Linked DNA regions of Homo sapiens: region 2 is linked to region 1. A link is a contact called in ENCODE Hi-C or POLR2A ChIA-PET data. All regions are on one chromosome and are shown on one strand. Each heading gives the region's core, a stretch centred on a gene start or an enhancer-like site at or near the end of the contact. The rest is flanking DNA. Distances are from core to core; before and after follow the strand shown. Region 1 overlaps IER5L-AS1 (IER5L antisense RNA 1). Region 2 overlaps LINC01503 (long intergenic non-protein coding RNA 1503).

The links. Hi-C counts contacts between places; a loop is a spot of excess contacts on that map. ChIA-PET counts read pairs that join two places held with the same protein, here RNA polymerase II (POLR2A). Pooled maps may share reads with other maps.
Region 2: a loop to region 1 is called in a map of HepG2, with 2.3 times the contacts of the local background. The contact joins two enhancer-like sites. A Hi-C loop is called at or near these places in 6 of 168 maps with a recorded cell type or tissue (HepG2, Right ventricle myocardium inferior, aorta and 3 more) and 6 of 50 pooled maps. POLR2A ChIA-PET finds 5 or more read pairs at or near these places in 6 of 52 experiments (BJ, Caco-2, Panc1 and 2 more).

The regions. Positions count from the first base shown.
Region 1 is chr9:129,250,862-129,258,520 of GRCh38, reverse strand. IER5L-AS1 (IER5L antisense RNA 1) reads right to left here. Exons shown (of 7, transcript NR_187590.1): 3 at 1,589-1,623; 4 at 719-750; 5 at 137-192. Among named protein-coding and RNA genes, the nearest start is that of IER5L-AS1, 18 kb to the right of the region's middle. RefSeq lists a silencer at 48-97 and an enhancer at 4,867-5,722. Within about 2 kb of position 4,485, at least 12 of the 41 ENCODE cell types and tissues checked have a DNase peak (open chromatin) inside an H3K27ac peak, as active enhancers do.
Region 2 is chr9:129,344,364-129,352,022 of GRCh38, reverse strand. It overlaps LINC01503 (long intergenic non-protein coding RNA 1503), which reads right to left. Exons shown (of 4, transcript NR_120686.1): 4 at 4,546-4,797. Among named protein-coding and RNA genes, the nearest start is that of LINC01503, 11 kb to the right of the region's middle. Within about 2 kb of position 4,227, at least 7 of the 41 ENCODE cell types and tissues checked have a DNase peak (open chromatin) inside an H3K27ac peak, as active enhancers do.

The sequences.
Region 1 (7,659 bases), core at 3,236-5,735:
GCGCCCGGAGCAGGAGGGGCCGGGAGGGCGTGGGTGGGGCGGGGCCGATACGACAGCAAGCTCGGGGCGGGGCCCGGGTGACCCCGACCCCGGGCGGTCCGCAGTGCGGAGGATGCTCACCGGGCTGACGTCTTACCGCGTATTTTTGACATCTTGACAGCGTTTCCTCGGCACTCCTGGGATTTTCTTTGCCTATGAAGTGCTGAGTGTGATCCCACCAGCAACGCTTACTAGCGATATGCGTTGTGCAAGTGACTGAGCCTTGCTTTGCCTCATCTGATAAATGGGGGAGTTGTCAGGGTCCCGCAAGATATGCGATTAGCCCAGGACTCGCACCCAGAGGTGACCAGTAACAGCAGTGACCCTTACGACAAACGGCCTTTTTCCTGCTCCTATGGAAAGAAGGACCTCATTCGTAAGTGAAGGATCCACCCTCTCAGAGGCTCATTTGCCCAAGCCTGATCCCAGTACCTGCCTCAACGTGCCTGTCGACAAACTGGGAAGATGGTACTGCAGTCCCTCAGGGTCTCATGCAGCATCCAGGCTGCTGAGTTCCCGGAGGTAGACACAGATGAGCATTTCTGGGTGCAGGGGCAGAAAGAAAGTTACAGTGCCAAGAGCTGGGGGCAGGACAGGGTTTGCCTCCCAGCCGGGTCACCCTCACGGGCGTTTTTGCCTCTCTGGGAAAAAGCATCTTGTGAAGCAGTGGAGATGATACCTGCCGACTTCCCACTCCACGTGGAGGAGAATCTGAAATGAGAAAATGGATTCTCAAAAACCTCTGTTTCTAAGTAAGCCTGAGAGAGTTCAATGGAGGCAGAAACAGATGGCTGCACCGAGGGACCGCGTCCCTCTTACCTGGCTTCCCCAGGGCCCAGAGCAGGGCCTGAGACCAACAAATACCCCCTAGCCAGGAGTTTCAATGAGCTGAAATCTGTTTCACTTTTAGGAAGAAGTGGGAAATGCACTCCTTCATTCATTCACTCATTCATTCATTCATTCAACAGTTTTCTGTAAGTCTGCTGTGTGCCAGGCACTGTGCTAGATACCCAGGCTACAACTGTGAACAAAACATTCCTGTCCTGAAAGAGGTCACCGTCTGGCTGGGGAGACAGACGTTAAAGAAATAAACAGGCAAACAAACACGCAGCCACAAATATCCATAAATGCCCTGAAAGGAAAACTCATGAGCCATGAGCACGTAGGAAATAAAAAGGAGCTGGGGGAGGGGCAGGCAGGGCAGGCCTCCCTGAGGAGGTGACCTTTAAGAGGGACCTGAGGACTGAGCCAGAGTTAGCCTGGTGAGGAGTGGAGGAAAAGAATTTCAGGCAAAGGGAACAGCGTGTGGGTGCTCTGAGCCTGGAGGCCAGAAGGAGCTTGGGCATGCGTGCAAGGACAATGTCTGTGTGGTCCAGAAGCCGGCAAGGGAGGCGTCTATGGAAGGCCAGTTAGATAGGGTCACACTAAGGATCTTGATTTTCGAAAATGGCCACAAAATAGGCTCCTGGGGACTTAAACTAAAATACACACCCCTGTTTTTCAAAGTGATTCCCGGGATTGGGCTTATATTCAATCCAGTTTCACTCACCTTCTACCTGTTCCAATCTGAAGGCACTGGACAATCTAGAATCAGAAATGCATTTCATCATACTCTGCACATTGCACTAAGAAAGAAAAGGAAGGCTGAGGCTGGGCATGGTGGCTCACGCCTGTAATCCCAGCACTTTGGGAGGCCGACATGGGCAGATTGCTTGAGCCCAGGAGTTCGAGACCACCCTGGGCAACATAATGGAACCCCATCTCTACAAAAAATACAAAAATTAGCCAGGTATGACCCACAGGTGCATGCCTGTGGGTCCCAGCTACTCAGGAGGCTGCGGTGGGAGGATGGCTTGAGCCCAGGAGCTCGAAGGTGCAGTGAGCCTTGATCACACCACTGCACTCCAGCCTGGGCAACAGAGTGAGTCCGTTTCCATGAGAGAAAGAAAAGAGAAAGAGAGAGAGAGAGAAGGAGGGAGGGAGGGAGGGAAGGAAGGAAGACTTTTAACAGGAAGATTAGAATTAGGGTTGGATCTGGGGTTAGAGTTGAGTTTTCGGTTAGGTTTAGAGTTGGGTTGGGGTTAGAGTTGGTTTTGGTGTTTCGGTTAGGCTTGGGATTGGATTTAGGGTTGAGGTTAGGATTGGAGTTAGCATGGGTTTGGGATTAGGGTTGGCTTTAAGATTGTGGTTGGTATTGGGGCTAGAACTGGGTTTAGATTTGGTTTGGGGGTTAGGGTTGGGATTATAGAGGCTTGAGTTCCACTAAGTATATTTATGTCACTGGCCCCAAACTAAATGATTTTTGTTTAATGAATGAATCACTATGTTTCATTGTGAACCAGCAAGACAAAGTGACCAGCCAAACTCACTTCCCTGGATATTCTGGGTTTTTTCTTTGGATTATTCTAAGAACAGGCTAGGAAAATTTACCTGTGCACTAATTTCATATTCTTCTTTTTAAGGTGGAACTAAAAATGATACCACAGTAGGAAGCAAGAGAGGAATAGTCAGTCTGTGCGTTTCAAACAGGTGACCAAGGAAGGAGAATTGGGGCCCAGCAGACAAGAGCCACGGGATGGGGGTGGAGACAGGTCCCAGGCAGTTGTTACCATAAGGCTGTGGGAAGCAGGAAGCAAGATGCTCTCAGGGAGGTCAGAAGAACCAGGTCAGGCTGGAAGGTGGAATCTAGATGAGGATTTAGGGGAGGCAAAAGGCAAGAAGATGAGCAGTAAAGCTGAAGAGCTGGGCGGGCCACAGATCATGGAAAGCCCTGCAAGCCATCCAGATGTAACTCGAGTAACTCCGGGGCCCATGTGGCCCCATCTCTGCAGAGTCTCACTAAAGCAGCTCGGGGCAGCAACCCAACATTCTTTATAGGGACTTTCAATATTTTTTGTGTCACACTAAGGAGAGTCCAATTTATACCCCTCAGCAGGACTTCTCAGCCCCATCACCTCTCCCTCCAGGACCCTTGCACTATATGCCACCCCCCGAGTTCCCCATTTGCAGTCCCCTGCCCTCTTTCTGCTCACTCGGTTCTTCTTCATTCCACCCAGCTTAGCCCGGGTGACTCCAGTGCTTTGTTTTCTTTCTGTTTTTCCCAGAGTCCCTCCAAAAACAACAGCACAGAGCTCACCCAGCAAGTGTGCATCTCAGCCTCTCCCATCCTGCCCCAGTCCTGTCCCCTCAGTCGCCCCCTGAAAGATCCTGACCAGACTGGGAAAAAGGGGGTACGTGGGGGAAAGCCCAACGGGCAAGGTGAGGATGCTCTCTCATGAGGCGCAGGTGAGCAGGCAACATTTCTGTGACTTGCTCTTGTCAGAGTACAAAGATCCCACTGTCTCCATGGGCAATGGGGAGCCATGGGAGGGTTCAGAGCCAGAGACTGGAGCAGGCAGATTCGTGAGTGCCTTGAGAGCAGGGCCCTGGATGTTTTGTGGGTGACCCCCACCCCCATCAGCACCTATAAGATTCTGCTTAAATATGTGATGAGTAAAGAGGTCAGTGGTGAATGAATGAATTCCTTTTTTATTTATTTATTTTTTTTTTTTTGAGAAAGAGTCTCGCTCTGTTGCCCAGGCTGGAGTGCAATGGCGTGATCTCAGCTCACTCACTGCAGCCTTGACCTCCCTGTGGCTCAAGCAATCCTCCCACCTCAGCCTCCCAAGTAGCTAAGACTATAGGTGCATGCCACCACACCCAGCTAATTTTTTTTATTTTTGGAGTGATGAGAGGATCTCACTATGTTGCCCAGACTGGTCTCGAACTCCTGGACTCAAGGAGTCCACCCGCCTCAGCCTCCCAAAGTGCTGGGATTGACAGGTGTGAAGCCACTGCACCCAGCCATGAATGAGTTTTGAACTCCATGAGCATTCTGGATTTTCGTGCAGGGCTCAAAGACCCCAGAACACTTGCAGCCTCACCATCGCTTCTCTAAGTCCTTGTTCCTCATTTTTGTGCCAGCCAGGGATCTTCCAACAGTGACCTCCAAGCTGGTAAGGGATGGGGGACCCAGGCTCCCCGATCCGCACAGTGGAGCTTCTGGACTGTCTCCATCAATCTGCTGGGAATGGCCCATGGTCCCCTGGGCAAGACCCATGGTGCACGGGAAACCTCCTAGCGCTTTGGCTCTGGCTGTCATTCTGGTTTCCAGCAACATATAAAAATAGCTTCAAGGACACACAGGGGCCGGGAGGGGGAGACCTGGCCCCCGGCTTCCAGGAGAGCTGGCTACACACGACTCCTATCTCTCTCCCTCTCCAAGGCCCCCTGCCGCCCTCTGACTCTGGCTTTGAACCCTGGTCTGTATTTCCCCATGGACCACGGGCCTAAACCCGCAGAGCTCCTCCGCCAGCAGTTCCATCACCAAGACAAGCAGACGCAGAAGTCGCGGGGGAGGCGGCTGAAATTTCTCCCACAGCCAGCGCTGAGCATGAGTCCTGCAGGGCCCCGGTGCATGATGGAAGGACGGAGGCTGCGGTCCAGGGCTGAGCCCGCGAGGCTGTGGATAACCAGGGAGCCAGCCGGGAGGGGAGGGGCCGCCCAGCTGCAAGGGGCTTGCAAGGCTCTGCCAGGTCTTCTGCGTTTCCATCCCCCTAAACAACGGTGAGGCTAGTGTGTGCCCCAAACCACCTTCCAGGGCCCTGCAGAGCCAGCCCAGGGGCTGGGAGAGACCTCAACAGCAGGAGCAGCCCCCAGCCAGGGCGGAAGGCGAGGAAGGGGGAGGGGAAGCCCAATGACCTCGGGCACCTGGTGAGCGCAGACTGTGCCAGGTGCTGTGCCCCCATCTTCTCCATGAAGGAGCTGTCAAGATTCGTCCCCATCACACAGATGAGCAGAGCGAGGCTCAGAGTGGGGTGACTGACCACACAGCACGTAGGGCACACAGCTAGCCGGGTAGAGCCAGGATTTCAACCCCGGGGGCTCAGGAGCCTGTGCATGAAAGGCAGGGGCTCAGGGTAAACGCTAAAGGCTGGGGCCCCTTTTTTAACACGCTTCCCAAAAGCCCCAAAATAGACCCGCTTTCCTGATGAAGGTCTCCTCCCATCAGCTCCACAAATACCCACGTTCCCAGGCCGAGCCCAGGGCGGGGCCGCAGGAGTCAGCGCCCAGCGGGACCTATTTCTGGCTGCCACCCGGCCCGGCCACAAGCAGCCTTCTGTGGTGGCCTCAGCCACAGCCCACAGCTGAGGCACAGGCCTGGCCCAGCCTCCAAAGGCCCCTTTGTCCAGCTGCCTGGGCTGCTGAGCCTGGCTCCTGGACATCCGGAGTAGGGGGGCAGAGGGTGACCTGGGGCAGAGGTGGAGGGCTCGGCATGGACTGAGGCCCTGTGTGATGGCCGCGGCCAGCTCAAAGGACATTCCAGTGTCCTGTACCCTTGCAAGAGGAAAACAGTTTTCACCTCGGGACGGGCCTCAGCTGGCCTCAGAGAGGTGAACTCACCCTCCCCAGCTCACACACACTCACACTCACACACACACACACACACACACGTCAACTGCTGGGTGCAGCCACCATGTCCACAGGGACACGAGGAGGTGAGAGCCAGGGATCAGCATCCAGTAGGCTGGGATTCTCATCCCGGCTTCTCCGTGGGATCATCTGATACCCATGGCATCATCTAATTTCCCAGATATTCTCATCAGGGTCATTTCCCAGGTGATTTGTTCAAGTTAGGATCCAGGTAATATCTCCACGTGGCATATGGTTGCTATGTCCTATTGCTTTTTAAAAAGTTTTTCATTTCATGCCATCGATTTATTGAAGAAACGGGGCCAGTGTCCTACAAGTGTCCACAACCTGGATTGGTCTATTTGCTTCCTCATCGTGTCATTTTTTTTTTTTTTTTTTGAGACAGTCTTACTCTGTCACCCAGGCTACAATGCAGCGATGCAATTTGTAATTTTGGCTCACTGCAACCTCCACTTCCTGGGTTCAAGCGATTCTCCTGCCTCAGCCCCCCGGGTAGCTGGGACTACAGGCACACTCCACCGCACCCGGCTAATTTTTGTATTTTTAGTAAAGATGGGGTTTCGCCATGTTGGTCAGGCTGGTCTTGAACTCCTGACCTCAAGTGATCCGCCCACCTTGGCCTCCCAAAATACAGGGATTACAGGCATGAGCCACCAAACCCGGCCCCTTGCAGTGTTTTTTAACTCGTTTGTCTCTCCCTGTATTTCCTGTGAGTTAGAGATGAGCCCCCTCTCTTTTTTGAATAACTGCTTATTCATACGCCATAACATTAACCTTTTCCTCTTTTTGAGATGAGGTCTCACTCTGTCGCCCAGGCTGGAGTGCAGTGGTGCTGTCACGGCTCCCTGCAGCCTCAACCTCCCGGGCTCAAGTGATCCTCCCACCTCTGCCTCCTGAGTAGCTGGGACCACAGGCATGTTCCCCCACATCTGGCTATTTTTGTTTTGTTTTGTTTTGTTTTTTTGTAGAGACAGGGTTTCACCGTGCATCATGTTGTCCAGGCTGGTCTCAAACTCTTGGACTCAAGCAATCTGCCCGCCTCCAATTCGCCCTTTTAAAGTGTACAACTCAATGGTTTTTAGTCTATTCACAGAGCTGTGCAACCATTTCCACTGTCAAATTTCAGAATATTTTTTTCTCCCCCAAAAGAAACTTCTTACCCATTAGCAGTCACTCCCCATCCTGCCCTCCTGCCAGTCCCTGGCAACAACTAATCTGCCCTCTCTCTATATATATGGATTTGCCTGTTCTGAACATCTCATATCAATGAAATCACAGGAAATGTGGCCTTTGTGTCTAACTGCTTAACTTAGCGCCGTGCTTTCAAGGCTCATCCATGTCATGCCGTGTGTCAACACTTCATTCTTTTTTATTGCCAAATAATAATCCATTGTAGGATACACCACATTTTATTTACCCATCCATCAGTTGATGGGCATTTGAATTGTTTCCATCCTTTGGTGATTATGAATAAAGCTGCTCTAAGTATTTAAATGCTTGGCCAGGCAAGATGGCTCACGTCTGTAATCTCAGCACTTTGGGAGGGTGAGACGGATGGATCACCAAGTTCGAGACCAGCCTGGCCAATATGGTGAAACCCCGACTCTACTAAAAATACAAAAATTAGCCGGGCGTGGTGGCGCATGCCTGTAGTCCCAGCTATTTGGAGGCTGAGACAGGAGAATCGCTTGAACCCAGGAGGCAGAGGTTGCAGTCAGCTGAGATCGCACCATTGCACTCCAGCCTGGGTGACAAGAGTGAAACTCCATCTCAAAACAAAAATAAAAATAAAAATAAAATGCTTATAATGTGCATAAGTGTTTGTGTGACTATATGTTTTCAGTTCTCTTGGGTATATACCTAGGAGTAGAATTGCTGGGTCATAGCAACTCCATATTTAACATTCTGGGGAACTGCCAAGCTGTTTTTCAAAGTAACTGCACCATTTTACAATCCTACCAGCAATGCTTGAGGGTTCCCGTTTCTCCACATCCTCATCAACACTTGTTTTTGTCCACCATCCCATAAAGGTGAAGTGGCATCTCATTGTGGTTTTGAGCTGCGTTTCCCTCATGACTAATGGTGTTGATGTTCATGTGCTTATTGAAATTTGTATGTCTCCTTTGGAGGAATGTGTATTCAAATCCT
Region 2 (7,659 bases), core at 2,978-5,477, 94 kb before region 1:
CTAGGGGGAGAGACACAGGCGGGAGAGAGGAAGGAGAGGACCTGGGGGAGACAGAGACCGCCCGAGGGGGAAGGGACTGCAGAAGGAAGGCGGGGAGGGGAAGAGGGGCCAGAGTGGGAGCCGGAGAGGAGGGACCTGCGCCCCGAGGGCCCCAGAGAGAAAAGACCAGGGCCAGCAAGGGGGAGCCGGGAGGGGCGAACTTGTAAAAATAAATATTTATAAATTGAGAGTTTCCCAATTCTTTTTGCATTTCCGTAGTAAATTATGTATCTCCTATCTGCTTAGGGAGCCACCAAGGCGGGGGCGGGGGGGTTCTTTTCTGTGCTCCCCTCATCTTCCTCCCCATCCTCCTCCCCTAGCCCTTTCCTCACCCCCTCCACCCCACGCCCTCCCTAGCCTCCTCTTCCCCTCTCATCTCCCTCCCTAATCCTCTCCTCCTGCCCCTTCTCCCCTCCTACCCTCTTCTCCCCTTACCCCAGCCCCCTCTTCCCTTCCTCTTCCGCCCTCTTCTGCCCCCTCTTCCCCCTTCCTTTTCCTCCCCCTTCTCCATCCTCCTAATTCATCCTCTCCCATCCCCCTCCCCCCCTTTCCTCCTCCTGCTTCCCCTCTCCTCCCCCTCCCCAGGTTGGAGCTGGGCACAAGGCAGACAGGAGGGGCCGCCCTCACCCGGAGGTGCCCCCCACCCAGAGGTGACCGGCTCCCCACTCCCAGTACCTTCCCTGCCTTAAATAAGAATAATCACACGAGTCAGCGACTCTAGGATTTAAAAAACGCTGTTGTCGCTGGCAGTTTGGCACCCCCAACCGGGACCACGGAAATCTTCCTCCAGAGGACAGGGGATGCTGGGGTTGCGGGGAAGGCGGGGCTGAAGAGGGGCAGGAGAGGACTGCAGTCCTAGGAAGCCCTGGCCTGGAGGCTGAGGCCACCTCGGCTTCCTAGGGGGCCTGGACTAGCCCCTCAGCTGGCTGAGTCTCGGTTTCCCCCTCTGTGGGATGGGGCCGGGATTGGTTCCCTGCTCTCTAGGGCCAAACTTGCTCTGTTTGGGCATCTTTGCCAGAGTTTGGGAGGTTTCCAGGCCCCTCTGACAGTCCCCACAGCGCCTCAGACACAAAGGAGGAGCTGAGGAAGAAATATACGTATATACATATATATATATACAAGGATGCCGCGGGGGTTCCTAAAACTGGGGCGAGGAGCGGGGGAAAGCGTGCCCCTTCCCTAGTCATAGCCTGTCAGGTCAAGGGGCCACACCCACTAGCAGTCTGTGGCCTGCCTTCAAGGAGCCTCAGTTTCCTTATCTGCAAACTGGGCCCGGTGAGGCCTCCCTCGCCTTGACCAAGGACCAGGATCCTGGCCCCTGCAAACTGCCACGCCCTGTACATAGGATCGCTTGAGCCCAGGAGGTCGAGGCTACAGAGTGAGCTGAGATTGTGCCACTGCACACCAGCCTGGGTGACAGAGGGAGGCCCTGTCTCAAAAAAAAAAAAAGAAAAAAGAATGGCAAGCACCACTGATCAGGTACTGACTGGCACCAGGGGCAGTGCATGGGGCCTGACAGCTCCTCCTATCCTCCCCACACCGGGCTCCGAACCAGGGCCCTACGGTTGCCCCATACAGCAGAGGCTCAGAAGGAGGGCTTGTCCCAGGTCAAGTGGCCAGACACACTGAGCAGGGCTCTGGCCAGCTCTGCCCTGTGCCACACGGAGGGGCGTCTTCATGTCTTATGGGAAGGGGGAAAGGTGGGCCGCCTGGCTTAGCAACCTCAGGCCCTGCAGGACCCTCAGAAGCACCCGAGACGAGACGCGTCTTTCTTCTAAGCCAGAGCAGTGAGGAATGCATTGGAAAACGACTCCCCTTACCGCCCCCCCTCCCCGTTTATCTGCCGCCAGCACCTCTTGGGGCCAGGGGTTTTTCCAACTGTTCCATAGACCCTAGGGGGCATCTGGTGGGGAATGGAGAGGTCCAGGTGAGGTCTCACAGCCCCTACCCCTGCATCCTTCTGTATTGATCACTTGGGTCAGATTCATTTCAAGAAGAAAGAAGAACAAGATTGCAATGGGAAGGCGGGTGTGAAATATAGCTTGGACCCCACTGCTGTCAAGACTTAGGAGCCACTGGGATGAGAACTGTGGCTTCCTGAAGTCCCCCAACTTCTGTAACTCAGCTCTTCCCAGGCCACCACCGCCAGGGCAAGCAGACAGAGCAAAGCAGCGCTGCCAGGTGAGGAGGCCTGGGCATCGAGTTCTGTCTTTCATCCAAGCCCACCACGTGGGCACTACTGTGCCTCTAGGGTGGATGAGGAAACGGGGGCTCAGAGACCTTAAGTGACTTGCCCAAGGTCACACAGCCAGTCAGCATAAGACTCAACTAGGACACTCTCCAGTCCGTGTGATTCCAAAACCCAAGCTTCTGCACCACCCACCCTCCCCTGAAGAAGCCACAGGGTCACCCTGACAGTGTCACAGGCTCTTGCCCCCTTCCTGCTCTTGTTTCATGTCAAGCCGCCCCCAGGGTTTCTTCGGGCACCAGGAAGACTCACAAATGCTCAGGAACAGGTCTGAGGAACGACTAAGGGAGGCCACCGTGGTGCCACGCAGGGCAAAGCTGCCCCTGCCATGGAAACTGCCACACCCTCCACCACTCACCCCTGCCACCCCTCACTGGGAATAACAGCAACATCTGCCACTCCCCGGTGGATGATGTCCCAATTTGCCAGAGCCCTGTGCCTCCAAGAGGCCCCAGAGCAAGGTTGTGTGGGTTCCAGGTGCCCGTTGTCCTTACAGAAATGTCTACGCCTGCGTCCAGTTGGGTCCTAGAGCCGCCACCACCACACTGCCACCTGGGGTCATGCCTCCTCCCTAAGAAGCAAGGCCAGGCTCTTTCTTCCCTGCAGGCGAAGGTCCTCCCAGGAAGCCCCTGACATCCCAGGGGTCAACCAACCATCTATGTCACCAGAGAGGCACAGGCAAATGGGACCACCCAGGCCCAAGCTGGGGCCCTCTCTGCGCTTAGAAAAAGTCGATTGTTGCTGATGGTGGGTGGGGGTTAGAGATAGAACCACAAAGCAGACAGAGGCCAACTTGGCTTTGTGTGAACTCAATACACAAACTGGAGTGTCTGGAAGGTAGGGGAGTGGAACCTTGGGGAGTGAATGGAACTTTCTTTGAGAGTGGGGGAATCATTAGCACCTGCTTAGTGGGCACCAAGCCTTGCTCCCTGGAGCTGGAGCGGTGGCTTCCAACCTGGCAGTGCGGGAGGGGTGCTGGGAGGCTGTTTGTTTACGCTGTGGGAGGGGAGGGGATGGAGATTTTCAGGCCCTCAGATCCACTCCAGTGACTTACACACCCCACCTTCAGCAAGAAACAGAGAGGTTTTCATTGTCATTAGAGGGGATGGGGCGAAATGTGTACACTCTGCAGAAGGACGTCCACCTAGACATTAACCAGAGTCATCTCCAGGTGAAGCGTGTTGATGACTTTTACCTTCTTTCTTGTAGTTTCCAGTGTTGCTTCAACTCATCAGTTTATGGTACAATAAGGGTGTATTTTTTCAGAAACAACAGTGACATTGCCCAACCAAGAAATAATTTTTTTTTCTCGAGCCGGAGTCTCACTCTGTTGCCCAGGCTGGAGCACAGTGGTGTGATCTCAGCTCACTGCAACCTCCGCCTCCCGGGTTCAAGCAATTCTCTGTCTCAGCCTCCCGAGTAGCTGGGATTACAGGTGCCCGCCACCACGCCAGGCTAATTTTTGTATTTTTAGTAGAGACAGGGTTTCACCATCTTGGCCAGGCTGGTCTTGAACTCCTGACCTCATGATCCACCCTCCTCAGCCTCCCAAAGTGTTGGGATTACAGGCGTAAGCCACCGTGCCCAGCCAAAAATTGTAAAATCAAGACAAAAAGTGTATAAATACCAAGATGCTCTTGCAGAAAGATGAGGCAGATCTTTCTCTGCACGAAAGAAAAACGTGCAGACGGGTGATTGCACAACCAGAGCAGCCAAGAGCTAGACCCAATGGAGTCTCCAGCAGCAGCAATGAGTTTCAGAAACTTGTGGAGAGCAAGCTCTGGGGGAACACAAGTGCCTCTGGGAGACGCCAGTCAAGAAGGGATCCCTGAGGATCACAGCAGGGGGCTGGGATCTCGGAACCCAAGAGGACCCAGGCCTGGCTGGGAAGTGGGGGTCACATGCTGTTTGCTGGGCAGCCGGGGGCCAATGACTCACCCTCCCAAGAGCACGGTGCTGTCTCTATACTGGGGATGGCACAGCTACCAGTGTTAGTACTGGGATCATAGAGTTCAGATGGGCAGGGCAGCTTCTCCCCAGTGTCCCATCTGAAAATCCCCTGGGATGGAGAACTCGCCCCGGTCCCTGGGACTCCAGCTCGGGTTCCATCAACAGTTCTTCTTAAAAGCTCGTGGCCGGGAGGCAGCACTTGTCTCCTGGAAAGCCATCAGGTTGCTAAATGCACCCACCCTTTGACCAAGCGATTCCACTTTTAGGAAGTTATACCACGGACGCATTCACACGGCAACAAGGGGAAATGCTGAAAGAAACTCATTGCATCGTGTTTTTAATAACAGAGCTTTGGAAATGCCTTAAACACCCATCCGGGGGACTGATGATGAACACGAAGAGTGCACAGTGCAAGAGTATTCGGCTGGTAAAAATACCTGCCTGAGGCCGGGTGCAGTGGCTCACACCTGTAATCCCTGCACTTTGGGAGGCCGAGGCAGGTGGATCACTTGAGGTCAGGAGTTCAAGACCAGCCTGGCCAACATGGCAAAATCCGGTCTCTACAAAAAAAAAAATAATAATAATAATAAATATATATATATACACACACACACACACACACATACACACACACACAAAAATTAGCTGGGGGTGGTGGTGCATGTCTATAATACCAGCTACTTGGGAGGCTGAGGCAGGGGAATCGCTTGAACCTGGGAGGTGGAGGTTGCAGTGAGCCAAGATCATGCCACCGCACTCCAGCCTGGACGAGAGAGCGAGATCCGTCTCAAAAAAAAAAATGCCTGCCTGCTAGGGCCCGTCCCCGGGATTCTTCAAGGACAGAAAAAGAACAGGAAGCCTTCATTTGTATTTTGAAAGGGGCAGCTCGATTCACACCCCACCCTGACTGTGAGTAGAAACATCTAGTGCTCACCTATAGCCAGTTTTCGTCTCTTTCTTAGGACCCGCCACCTTTGCGGTTGCATGAGGCCCCCGGCTAGTGAGCCGTGGGAGGAAGTGATGTGATGCTCTTTCCCGTGACTCAGTGATCTGGAGATGGGGGTGCCACCAGCAGGAGGCAGCCTGGATTTTTAAGCCTCCCTTCATAGCGAGGGCAGTTACCCCGAAGAATCACCTGGAGGCTGGGCACGGTGGCTCACACCTGTAATCCCAGCACTTTGGGAGGCCGAGGTGGGCAGATGACTTGAAGTCAGCGGTTCGGGACCAGCCTGGCCAACATGGTGAAACCCCGTCTCTACTAAAAATACAACAATTAGCTGGGCGTGACGGCACACGCCTATAGTCCCAGCTACTCGGGAGGCCGAGGCAGGAGAATCGCTTGAACCCGGGAGGCGGAGGCTGCAGTGAGCTGAGATTGTGCCACTGCACTCCAGCCTGGGCAACAGAGAGAGACTCTGTCTCCAAAAAAAAAAAATAAAAGAATTGCCTGGACACACAGCAGACTTTGCCGGATGCGAAACAAACCTTGACCATTTTAAGGCGCTCAGATGCGGGGTTCATTTGTTACCACAGCAGAGGGAGCCCTGCTGACCAATACAGCTGCACACCCAGGCACAGGTGAAGCCTGGCCCGGGTCCTGAGGGGACTCTTGGAAAACCACATTCCAGTTCAGGAGATGCTGAGAGATCTTGGCAAGTCCTTTGACTCTTCTAGGCCCGTTTCCCCATGTGGATGGTGGGGTAAGGGACTTTTTCTCCTCTGACTAAGGCCTATGCTGCTTAAATCCCTAACCCCAAAGGCTCAAGGAAGACCTGCCAGTCCTATAGGGGCAGCTGGGTGCTCACTGCACATTGGCCGCTGGGAAGAGCACCTCGGAGGCATCATGGAACCCTCACAGTGGCTCCAGGAGGGAGGTGCCATCACGATCCCATTTCCCCATGAGAAAACTGAGCTTCAGAGAGGCAAGGTTACTTGCCCAGGAACACTAGCATCTGAGATTTTTGACTGCTCTAATGCCAATTACCGCCTGGTATTTTTATTTCTTACAAAAGCAACTAACTTAAGGCCGGGAGTTGGTTCACGCCTGTAATCCCACGCTTTGGGAGGCCCAGACAGGAGGATGGCTTGAGGCCAGGAGTTCTAGACCAGCCTGAGCAACATAGTGAGACCGTGTGTCCACAAAAAAGTAAAAAACTAGCTGGATGTGGTAGCTACTCCGGAGGCTGAGGTGGGAGGATCGCTTGAGCCCAGGAGTTCAAGGCTGCAGTGAGCTGTGGTGGTTCCACAACACTTCAGCCTGAGTGACAGAGTGAGACACTGTCTCAAAAAAGAAAAAAGAAAAAAAACTTAAAAGAAAGCCAGCTGTCAATAACATAAGAGAACTGAGAATAAAAATTTTTTAAAATACACATAAAATGTGCCATCTTAACCATTTTTAAGTGTGTAGTTCTGTAGTGTTAAGTACATTCATGCTATTGTGCAACGGTCACCACCATCCACCCACAGAACTCTTTTCATCCTGTAAAACTTAAACTCTGTACCCGTGAAATACTAACTCCTCCTTCTCCCTGGCCATCACCATTCCACTCTCTGTCTCTATGAATGTGACTTCTTTAGAGCCTCACATAAGTGGAATCCTATTGTATTTGTCCTTTTGTGACAGGCTATTTTACTTAGCGTAATGTCTTCAAGGTTCATCCATGTTATAGCGTGTGTCAGAATTTCCTTTTTATGGCTAAATAATATTCCATTGTACGTATGTATCAAATTTTGTTTATTCCTGCATTCAAGGACACTTGAGTTGCTTCCACCTTCTGGCTATTGTGAGTGATGTTGCTATGAAGATGGGAGCATGAATATGTCTTCGAGGCCTTGCTTTCAACGCGTTTGGGTACATACCCAGAAGTGGAAATGCTAGATCATATGGTAATTCTATTTTTACTTTTTTTGAGGAACTGCCATGCTGTTTTCCACAGCGGCTGCACCATTTTCATTCCTACCAGCAATGCTTGAGAGTTCCAATTTCTCCACCTCCTCCCCACCAGCCCTTGTTCTTTCTGGTTCCTGATAGTAGCCATCCTAATGGGTGGGAGGTGACGTCTCATCCGGGTTTTCATCTGCATTTCCCTAATGATTAAGGAGGGGATAAGGGCTTTTTCTTTTTTCTTTTCTTTCTTTTTTTTTTTTTTTTTTTTTTGAGACAGAGTCTTACTCTGTCGCCCAGGCTGCAGTGCAGTGGCGCAATCTCGGTTCACTGCAACCTCCGCCTCCCGGGTTCAAGCGATTCTCCTGCCTCAGCCTCCTGAGTAGTGGGATTACGGGTGCATACCACCACACCGGACTAGTTTTTGTATTTTGGGTAGAGATGGGATTTCACCTTGTTGACCAGGCTGGTCTTGAACTCCTGACCTCAATTGATCTGCCTGCCTTGGCCTCCCAAAGTGCTGGAGTTACAGTCATGA